Regions from separate parts of the Mus musculus genome. Here region 1 is linked to region 2. A link is a contact called in ENCODE Hi-C or POLR2A ChIA-PET data. All regions are on one chromosome and are shown on one strand. Each heading gives the region's core, a stretch centred on a gene start or an enhancer-like site at or near the end of the contact. The rest is flanking DNA. Distances are from core to core; before and after follow the strand shown.

Region 1 (4,756 bases), core at 2,055-4,554, 38 kb before region 2:
CATCTGGTGCTATCTGACATTTTGGGGCTTTGTCTTCATTTAATAGTTTATGGTCTATTTTTCCTTACAACCACCACCACTAGTGTAAAAGCCTCACAAAGACTGGCAATTCTATTTGTTCATTGCTGTGTTCTGAGTACCTAAAATAATACCCGGCACCGAGACCCTCTGTTAACTTGTTCTTTGATTCAAGGAGTGGGTAAAATGAGGGCCAGAGATGTAGGTCACTTAGTAGACTGCTTGCCCTGTATGTACAGGACCCTGGGGTCCATTCCCAGAACTACCTAAACATCTGTAATCCCAGGGGAGATGAAGTCAGATCAGAAATTCAAGGTCATTCTCAACTACCCATTGAGTTCAGGGTCAGCCTGAGCTACTCGGAAGCTTTTCCAGGGGTCTCCTGAGAATGAGATCCATAGAGCAGCACACAGCTAATGTACACTACTAACATCTGAGATGCAGTGAGTCTAGGTTCCTAGGTGAGGGTTTGTGAGTGGGAATTGAAGATGCTTCAGTGGTCGCAGCTGTTTCAGACAGACATCCTTCTGCCCCCGACTAATCAGCCCCCCACTTCTCCAGCTCCACAAGCAGCAGACCCAGGCTGAGCCCGAGCGGCATGTGTGGCACCGCCGGGAGAGTGATGAGAGTGGAGAGAGTGCCCCTGAAGAGGGGGGAGAGGGTGCCCGGGCCCCCCAACCCATCCCCCGCTCGGCCAGCTATCCCTGTGCTACACCCCGGCCTGGAGCACCTGAGACCACCGCCCTGCATGGGGGCTTCCAGAGGCGCTACGGGGGCATCACAGGTATCCAGCTGGGAACACAGTAGCAAACAGGTTTCGGGGAAGGACGGTTCTCTCTAAGACGCAAGAGACCATCAGGATGGGGTGCAAGGAGACTAAGCCTCCAAGTGGTCCTCAGAACCTTCCCACTGTGCCTTGTGTTCTTGTTTCTCTCTGTAGATCCTGGCACAGTGCCCCGTGGCCCCTCTCACTTCTCCAGGCTGCCCCTGGGAGGATGGGCAGAAGATGGCCAGCCAGCATCAAGGCACCCAGAGCCGGTGCCAGAGGAGGGCTCAGAGGATGAACTCCCCCCTCAAGTGCACAAGGTAAAGGCTGTGAGGCCAAGAACCACTGCCAGAAGTGGTGACTTCCAGTGAAGACCAGCTCCTCCTGTGAAGGAGCGTGTCTCCCACTCCTCCATGCTCTTGTCTACTCTCCAGACGGCTGGAGGGATGGCTCAGTGCCTAAGAACACTGGGGGCTCTTCCAGAGGACCCAGGTTCGTTTTCCAGCACCCACACAGTGGCTCACCACCGTCTGTAACCCCAGCCCCAGGGGGTCAGATGCCATCTTCTGGTCTTCAAAAGTACTGCACACACACATGATTCAGACTTTTTTTTTTTTTTTTTTTTTTTTTTGGTTTATCTAGACAGTGTTTCTCTGTGTAGCCCTGGCTGTCCTGGAACTCACTTTGTAGACCAGGCTGGCCTTGAACTCAGAAATCCACCTGCTTCTGCCTACTGAGGGCTGGGATTAAAGGCGTGAGCCACCACAGCCGGCTGATTCAGACTTCGATGCAGACAAAACACTCATGCACAAATACATTTTTGAAAAGCAAAAAACCCACTTTCTTCTTTTTACTGCTCTGAAGTTCAAGACTTAACTTCCCTAGCTTCCAGCGTTTTCTTTCCTTTATTTCTAGATTCCTCTGGGGCAAGACGATAGCTGAAGACTATCTGTACTACCGGTCTTTCCTTTCCTCCACAGGTATAGGCAAGGCGGTAGCTGGTTCCCATGCTCCAGGATGGAGGTGGCAGCTGCCCTGCCATCCCTTCTGTCTGCCATGAGAGGGACTCTCTGAGTGTCGCCTGGCCCCACGTGTGGTGTTTTGTGTGTTCCTGCCTGGCCAAGGGAGGTGCCAATGCTGGGCTTACCATAGTCCAGGAAGAATATGAGGACTAGGGGCACACAAGAGTCTAGCTTCGTCTCCAGGACTCCCTTGGCTCAGAGTGTGGTGCTAGAAACTGGTCCCCAGCCCAGTCCCAGTACTGCCATCTTTGCATCCACCCCTGCAAGTCTCCAGAGGGCTTCCTGCCACAGAAGTGCTGCCAAGCAGAAGAACCTGTGCCAACTGTGGAGTGGGGAGGCAGGGCCTGAACCCTCAATCCCTGCAGCCTAGCCTCCCCACCCTCCAGAACCTGGAATAGCTGAGCAGCTCAGGCTGTGGCCCTTACCTCCAGTCCTCACCTCAACCTGCGCTGCAGCCTCCCTCCCCCCTGCACATCACTGGCATGTGTGCTGCTTGACCACCCCCCCTTCTGTTCACCTGCCCCCCTTCTGTTTGGCTTTGGCTTTTTGTTGGGGTGAGAGCCCTAGCTCCCAGCTCCCCTCACTATCTTTTGACACTAAGATGGAAGGTTACTAAGTTGCAGGAACAGGATGAAAATTCTTTATTACCCTCTTCAACTTTTAGGACGAGCACTTGGGAGTGTGAGGCCTTCCTGGCTGCTTCTATGTAGTCCTACCACCTGCACAGAGGGGCTGGCAGGGCAGAAGTGTGACCTCAGTTATATATACATCCCAGCTCTGCCCAGTATCCCTCACTTACCAAGAGGAGAATGGAGGGATAATGGACTCACCCTAGCCTAGGGCTTCGACATTGCATGCTGGGATCCAGCTCCTACCCTTCCTGCACTCCCTTCCCCAGTTCTGCTCAGCTCAGCTGTGGGAGGTAAACTTAAGCTGAAGGTGGCGGACTCTACTGTCGCAGGCCACAGCAGACAGGGTGGGAGCCCTGTACAGCTTGATAACCCTTAATAAAGAAGGGACTTTGATCTGGTTGTGGCATCTTTTTTTTTCCCCCACGCAGCAGTTTGGGGGGGGGGGGGGGGGTCTTAGGACTGTAAAAGAGTCCTGGCCGGGAGGCTTGGGAAACAAGTACGCCTGCAGGACCACGGGAACAGAACTAGGACTCAGAGAAGAGCTGTTTCTAGTGTGCTTCAGTAGCTTGATAATGTGTGAAGCCCTGAGTTCGTTCTTTAGCACTATAATAGAGGGAACTGAAGCAGGTTAGAGACCAGGGAGGCCTCGGTGTAATGCCTTTATAAAGGGCGGGGGTGGAGGGTGGGGAGTGCAAATTCGGACGCACTACTCTGTGGAGGTCAAAGTCTCCAGTCAGATTCAGGTTAGAGTTCCCGCCTTGGACATGTGACCCAGTCGGTTCTCAGCCCTATTTGTGTTCCTTACCCTTGGCCAATGGGAACCCTGGATAGATCTGGTGGGCGGGGCCGCTGCCGTAAAGGACCCAACATTTTTGTGCGGCGGCTCCGAGCCTTAGGGTCCCAGCTGCTAGCGAGTGGGAACCGGCAAGCACGGCGTACGTGGCTTGCGTGAGTATGCGTGGTAGCGGCGCGTGCGTGAAGAGAGTGGGCAGTGTAGCAGGTCCACGTGCGTCCCTTCCCGCGACCCAAGCGGCGTAGCTCCATGTCCCAGGACACCCTGGCATCTGCGGCCCTCTCTGAAGGGTCAGCCCGACTCTTTGTGCAGTGACCTCAAGTTCAGCCAGCAGCCACACATCGCCATGGTGACTGTGGGCAACTACTGCGAGACCGAAGGGCCGGCGGGGCCCGCTTGGACTCAGAATGGCTTGAGTCCCTGCTTCTTCTTCACGCTAGTGCCCTCGACACTCCTGACTCTGGGGGTACTGGCCTTGGTGCTGGTTCTTCCCCGCAGGCGTCGGGAGGTGCCTGCTGGCCCAGAAGAGCTGTCTTGGGCGGCTGGCCCTCGGGTGGCCCCATATGTGCTGCAGCTGTTTCTGGCCACACTTCAGATGGCACTGCCCCTGGCTGGTCTGGCTGGCCGAGTGGGCACTGCTCGGGGGGTCCGTCTGCCAGGCTACCTACTGCTGGCTTCTGTGCTGGAGAGTCTGGCCAGCGTCTGTGGCTTGTGGCTGCTCGTGGTGGAACGGAGCCAGGCACGGCAGAGTCTGGCAATGGGCGTCTGGATGAAGTTCAGGCATAGCTTGGGTCTCCTGCTCCTCTGGACTGTGACATTTGCAGCCGAGAACTTGGCCCTAGTATCTTGGAACAGCCCGCAGTGGTGGTGGGCCAGAGCAGATCTGGGCCAGCAGGTAAGGAGCCTTATGGGAAGGAGATACACTGATATTTGACAAGTACTGTGTCAGGACCAACTGGCTCCATGCTTTAGAAAAAAGAATGGAGTGTCTGGCGGTGGCTGGAAGCTGATAGCCAGCTGGTGGGGTTACCCAGCATTGGATGGGGTGTGTCTGTGCTGAGTCATTGTGGGTTTTTTTTTTTTAATTAAAAAAAAAAAAACCTGTTGCTAGGCTCCTGGTAAGCATCTGAGTGTTGTAAGAAGTAATACAATAGGTTTGGGTAGTGGTTCACACCTGTTCTGTCATTGTTTTATTTTTCTGGTTTTTCTTTCTTTTTTTCAAGGTTTATTTATTTTATGTATATGACTACACAGTAGCTGTTTTCAGACACAACAGAAGAGGTCATCAGATGGCATTACAAATGGTTGTGGGAATTGAACTTAGGACCTCTGGAAGAGCAGTCAGTGCTCTTGACCGCTGAGCCATCTCTCCAGCCCCTTCTCTCTTTCATTCTAGGTTCAATTTGGCCTGTGGGTCCTGCGTTATGTGACCTCTGGAGGGCTATTTATCTTGGGGCTCTGGGCCCCAGGACTTCGCCCCCAGTCTTATACTCTACACGTTCATGAAGAAGACCAAGATGTAGGA
Region 2 (5,289 bases), core at 818-3,317:
TCAAGGCAGTGATACCCTCTTCCCCCATCTGCTATCCTCCTCCCAGGTGAGTAACTAACAAAGAAAACACAGTCTTTCCTTTGGGTCAACCCAGGAAAAGAAGACTAGACAGGGCTTTGGAAAGAGCAGGAATGAGCTCCACTCACAGACAATGTAGGAAATCATAACTCCCGGAACATAGTGTCCCAACACAGCCAGCACAGCACAGGCAGCGCAGCCCCGAGCGCAGAACTGCAGGGAAGAGCACAGGAGCAGTGAAGAACACAGGCTTACACCATGTGCACAGTCACCAGGGGAGAAACTATTCATGTGGTGGAAAAAAATGGGAACCAGTTGAGGAAATTTACAACAGTCACTGCACGCGTCACTCTCTCCCAGCCCGACTCCTGCAACCATTTCAGGATGGGGTTTACCTGAGCTGGATTCTGCCTCTTGTACTGCAACAGCTCTTGCAGGTGAATCTGGAAGGTGAGCCAGCTCTCAGCCAGGTATCTGCACAACTCGGGCACACTCAGCAGGTGCGGCTGGGCGCCTGACCCCGCACCCTCACTGGGGAGACATGACATGACCCCTGGAGGCCTCAGAAACCAGCTAAGACACTCAAGTCACTTTGAGACTGCTGATGAGATCTCACTCTGGAGGCCCCACCTCCCCCAAAGGAAGGCATCCTCATCCTGGGATGTAAATTCCCAGGGTACTCAACCCTCTACCTCCACGGGAGAAGGAACACAGCGTTTGCATACAAAGAAGCCTAGAGCCAGGCATACTTTTGCTTGCTGTAAGTCCCTTCATTACACTGGGCCTATGCCTGCACAAGCCACAGCCCTGCTCCTCTTTGAGCTGAGCACAGCAAGCAGACCACATTTGGGCATCTTCTTTAAAAGGTGGCCTATACTCACCTGTCAGAGTGTGGTTCTTCAGGGGGTGGTGCTATGGAGAAAAGGGTGTGGGGTAAGTTAAGAATACAAGAAGCACTTAGAGACAGATCCAAAGTCAGAAAGAGCTGCCTCTCTTTAACATTCTTGGTCTCAATTTTTCAGTAATCCCTCTGTCTCTCGCTTCCAGGCCTGAACCACTATGTGAAGTCCAGAGCATTCCCTTTACCCACCAACTACAAGGTGTACGATATGCTGTTTCTGAACCCAGCTTTAAATGCTATATAGTTTTGACTACTAAACTCACAAGAACATTAATTTTGGAAAAGAAACAATTCTCATTTCAGGCAATTTTCTTAAAAAAAAAAAAAAAAAAAAAAAAAACGATGGAAGGGCATACAGGATGCCTTAGGAGATAAATGGCCTTCCTGTGCCTCCCCTCAAGTAGCAGGGTGATGCACGGAGCAGGTGCATACAGTGCATGTGGAATGAAGAAACTCACCTGAAACGTCAGGGAGAAAGCGAGGATGCCAGAGATCCAGTAGAAAATAGGTCAAAAGTGAGATGCTGAGCAGGAAGAAGGGCCGGAGGGACGACGAAGACAACAACCTTAGGGAGACAGGCATCTCAGTTGAGGCTCCCAAATCCATCGAAAATCACAGAAAGACCCATGGATGGGGAGATGGCCCTCTAAGCCTCACCCAGTCACTAAGAGACTAAAAAATGGGGCCACCTGGTGCAGGATCACCGCCCCAGACGCTGACAGCCCTCCAAGGGAGGGAGCACCCGGTCCTCCCGCCCCCGCTCTCCCGCGCAGCCCGGCCCCGCCCCCTCCTCCGTGGCCGTTACCAGAAGAGGCCGTTGAGTGTGGCCGCCGTGACCAGGCTGTGCAGCGGCTTCTCCCAAACCAGCAGTCGCTGTGCGGCCGCCAGCACCGCCTCCCAGCCGCGGAGCCGCAGCCACAGGGACGTAGCTAAACGTCCCACTGCCTCGGCTGCGGCCGCCTCCTCCTCCGCGTCGCCAGTGGCCTCACCCATGCCGAGGCTCAGCCCCAGGCCCAGGCCCAGCCCCGAGGTGCCACCCGCGCCGGTGTTACCGCCACCGCTGCTCGCCATCACCGCGCCGCAGCCGCTGCCCGAGCCCGCGAGGAGCCAGGGCTGCGCGGCCGCCGCCGGGGGCGCGTCAGACGGAAGGGGGCGCACGCACGGGCGAGCAAAAAAACCTGCGGTCAAGCGTCACGTGATGAAGCGCGATGCCACGTGACGTGCCCTAACAGCCCGGATGGGACGCCCGCGCGTGCGCGTTGGCCGCTGTCGTGATCCTGCACCCACGAAGGTGTGCTTCCAGGGTGCTGGAGGGGTGATCCGGGGCGGGCGTTGAGGCTGCGAGGCCTGAGGTCTTCTCCCGGTGTTTACAGGGCGGCTGGAGACCTCTTTGTCGCGTGAGGCACTGCCCAGAGGCAGTGAGTGGGCTTTCAGGCCCCCAGGATCTTGACTACAATCTGCTTGGGATCGGGAAGGGCGGTGCCATCCCCATTACTCAACCCTCTTCGCCTCCAGTCCCCTCCCCTCAGCGGATAAACAAACACCAGCGCGTGACTTTAATGACTTCAAAGCAGCTTCACCAACTTCGAAAAGTTGTTTCTTCCTTCTTGGAGCGTCGGCCCTCTCTCTTCCCAAAATCTCTCAGCCGCAAATTGTGTGGAAGGAGTGTTTGGAAATAAAACATCCAGGCGCTGTTTGCTTTGGGGAGACCTGTTTAACATCGTACATTGAGGCTTTATATCTTTTGAGATCATTTAATTGCTGGAGTAACCATACAGAATACAGTATGTATTCGAGTGTTACAGTTTCAAACTTCTAAGGGGCATAAAGATTCAACAGATTCCCTCCCACCTTGTTCACAGTTCTCCCACCTACGGTAAGTTTCTTGTTCATCTTTCCTGGGCATTGCTGATTGAGTGCGTCTTCCCTAAAACCCAGGAAACAACTCGCCGCGTTGCCTTTGTGTTAGGCTCGTTACTATCTGTACCACGACTACAAAGCCTGGTCAGCGCGTTCACCCTTGGTGTGTCGCGGTCCCCTGGGAACCGTATTACAATTGCCCCCGGTGCTCATAGCTCCGGAGACCCGGAGCTCTCAGGTTGGGCAAGGCAGGAGGCACTTCCTGCCGGGCGCGCAGACTCGTCGGTGACACTCACTCCCGCAGCTTATAAACGCCTAGCGAACGCGGCACGGGCTGAGAACACTGCTGGCCCTCGTACCTCCTGGTTCGCCTGGTGAGCGCCGCGCCTGTCGTCGGGCGCCGGGAGGCCCAGTCGCACGCGGAACAGGAAGAGGCGTCCCACGGCCGCCTGCGAGAAGGGAGGAGGCTGCGCGCAGTCGGGCGGTGGCCCTTTCGGGAGAGGTGGGCCAACGGGTGAGCACGGCTCTGGGGTCACTTACGATTCCTTCCCTTTCCCTCCACCTTCGCAGGGTGGCGGCTGACAGTGCGATGGACCTGACTGGGCTCCTGCTGGACGAAGAAGGCGCCTTCTCCCTCACCGGTTTCCAAGACTTCATGGTGAGAGGTCCGCCTGTTCTCTGCCTCTGGGAGTCAGAACTCCCAGGCGTTCTCCTCCAGACCCGAGCGGAATGGGAGCTCTCTTACTTGTTATGCCCTGGAGTGGGCTATTGTTGAGAGCAATGCCACTTGGGCCTGAAGGCAAAGCCTCAGGTTATAAGAGGGGAACTGCTAGTGATTAGACTGGGGTCCCATCTGGTTTCTAGTTGTCTAGTCTTCTATTGGGAGCCCTCAGTGATGTCAGAAGCGGGCTTATTGTCTTTCTCCCACTGTGGACAAGACTAGGCTGCCATTAACAAATGATCTTGGGAACTCTGGGCTGGGTAGAGTATAGGCCCGGGTCAGTACCCAGGATTTCCACCAAACCTTCCCTGCCCTTCACCCTCCACTACTCCTGGCCCTGTTTCAGGTCCTTCCAGGACACCAAAAGCTAAGTGCTCGAATCCGAAGGAGACTCTATTATGGCTGGGACTTGGAGACAGACTGCAGCCTGGAGGAGCTCTCCAGCCCTGTGGCAGGTTAGACTGGTGATGGTGGTGGTGGTGGTGGTGGTGGTGGTGGTGGTGTGTGTGTGTGACTGAGCAAGTGGAAACTTGGAGGACTGGGTTGTCATAGTCACCCAAATGCCTGGAGGTTTGCCCTCTGAGCTGCACTGTGTCTCATTATAACTAGCTTGGTTGGTACTTGGTTTGACAATGCAGGCCATGTTTCAAATTCTTTTAGCCCACATGAGTAAAAACAGCTCATAAATTGCAGTCACTTATTTTTAGGGCTTTGTGTATGCTCTGCAGGCATTCTACCACAGAGCTATAGCCCAAGTTCTGCTGCCTCTTGTGATTTATAGGGCAGAAATTTAGTTTTCTAAGTATACATGTTACATGTTTCTCAAGTAAATAAGGCATACTTCTCAAATAAACATTGGGGAAAGAGAAACATGAGTAACTTAATAGAAAAACAAGTGTTGGGCTGGAGAGATGGCTCAGCAGTTAAGAGCACTGATTGCTCTTTCAGAGGTCCTGAGTTCAAGTCTCAGCAACCACATGTAGTGGGATCGGATGCCCTCCTGTGGTGTGTCTGAAGACAGCTACAGTGTGCTCATATAAATAAAATAAATAAATCTTTAAAAAGAAAAAGAAGCCTTTCTGCTAGAAAAAGTTGAGGACCAACCTTAGAGTGGGCTTTCATCCACTTAGAATTTGGGGGTGAGGTATAGTGGGGAAATCGAGGCCTGAAGGGTTGAGACAGTGTCTTACTGTGTAGATCCCAGAAGCCTGGAACTCACTGTAGAGGTCTGGATGGCCTCCACCTTGTAGTAATCCCCCTGCCTTATGTCTTGAGTTTTGGGATTACAGGTGTGTTTCATCATGCCTTCCCTCCTGTCTTAGCAGAATTTGATTTCTAGTTTTTTTTGACAGTCCTGTCCTCAGGGCCTCACACCTAGGTCTTCCCTGACAGTAGTGGGGACTACAGTATGTGTTGCAGTTGCTTATTCTGCTCCTCTATCTCCTTGCAGACATTACTGTGGAACTTCTTCAGAAGGCAGCACCCAGTCCTATTCGCCGACTCCAGAAAAAATATGTAGCCCATGTGTCCCGGTGAGCCTGGGATCAAGGGGATAGAATGAGACTGGGCTTGTGGGATGTTATTGTCTCTAAGAGAAAGTGTGATGAGAATCTTGAGAGTCTGAAGAACTGAAGGACTCTTGGGTTTAATTACCAATCCTTTCTACCTCCCAGAGAGGCTTGTATCTCCCCTTGTGCTATGATGCTAGCTCTGGTGTACATTGAGCGGCTCCGGCACCGAAACCCAGATTATCTGCAGCACGTGTCGTCTTCTGATTTGTTTCTGATCT

What was found. Hi-C counts contacts between places; a loop is a spot of excess contacts on that map. ChIA-PET counts read pairs that join two places held with the same protein, here RNA polymerase II (POLR2A).
Region 1: a loop to region 2 is called in a map of left cerebral cortex, with 3 times the contacts of the local background. The contact joins the promoter of Abcb6 here to the promoter of Retreg2 in region 2. A Hi-C loop is called at or near these places in 3 of 37 maps with a recorded cell type or tissue (T-helper 2 cell, heart and left cerebral cortex). POLR2A ChIA-PET finds 5 or more read pairs at or near these places in 3 of 5 experiments (Patski and embryonic stem cell).

Annotation. Positions count from the first base shown.
Region 1 is chr1:75,178,940-75,183,695 of GRCm38, reverse strand. Abcb6 (ATP-binding cassette, sub-family B (MDR/TAP), member 6) reads left to right here and starts at 3,304. Exons shown (of 19, transcript NM_023732.3): 1 at 3,304-4,126; 2 at 4,628-4,756. The coding sequence starts at 3,578. It overlaps Atg9a (autophagy related 9A), which reads left to right. Exons shown (of 16, transcript NM_001288612.1): 14 at 580-802; 15 at 959-1,104; 16 at 1,765-2,835. The coding sequence ends at 1,770.
Region 2 is chr1:75,139,564-75,144,852 of GRCm38, reverse strand. It overlaps Retreg2 (reticulophagy regulator family member 2), which reads right to left and starts at 2,067. Exons shown (of 9, transcript NM_170755.2): 1 at 1,725-2,067; 2 at 1,378-1,484; 3 at 900-930; 4 at 414-549; 5 at 147-231. The coding sequence starts at 1,990. It overlaps Cnppd1 (cyclin Pas1/PHO80 domain containing 1), which reads left to right and starts at 2,142. Exons shown (of 10, transcript NM_026977.3): 1 at 2,142-2,210; 2 at 2,293-2,795; 3 at 3,350-3,437; 4 at 3,847-3,955; 5 at 4,951-5,032; 6 at 5,174-5,289. The coding sequence starts at 3,369.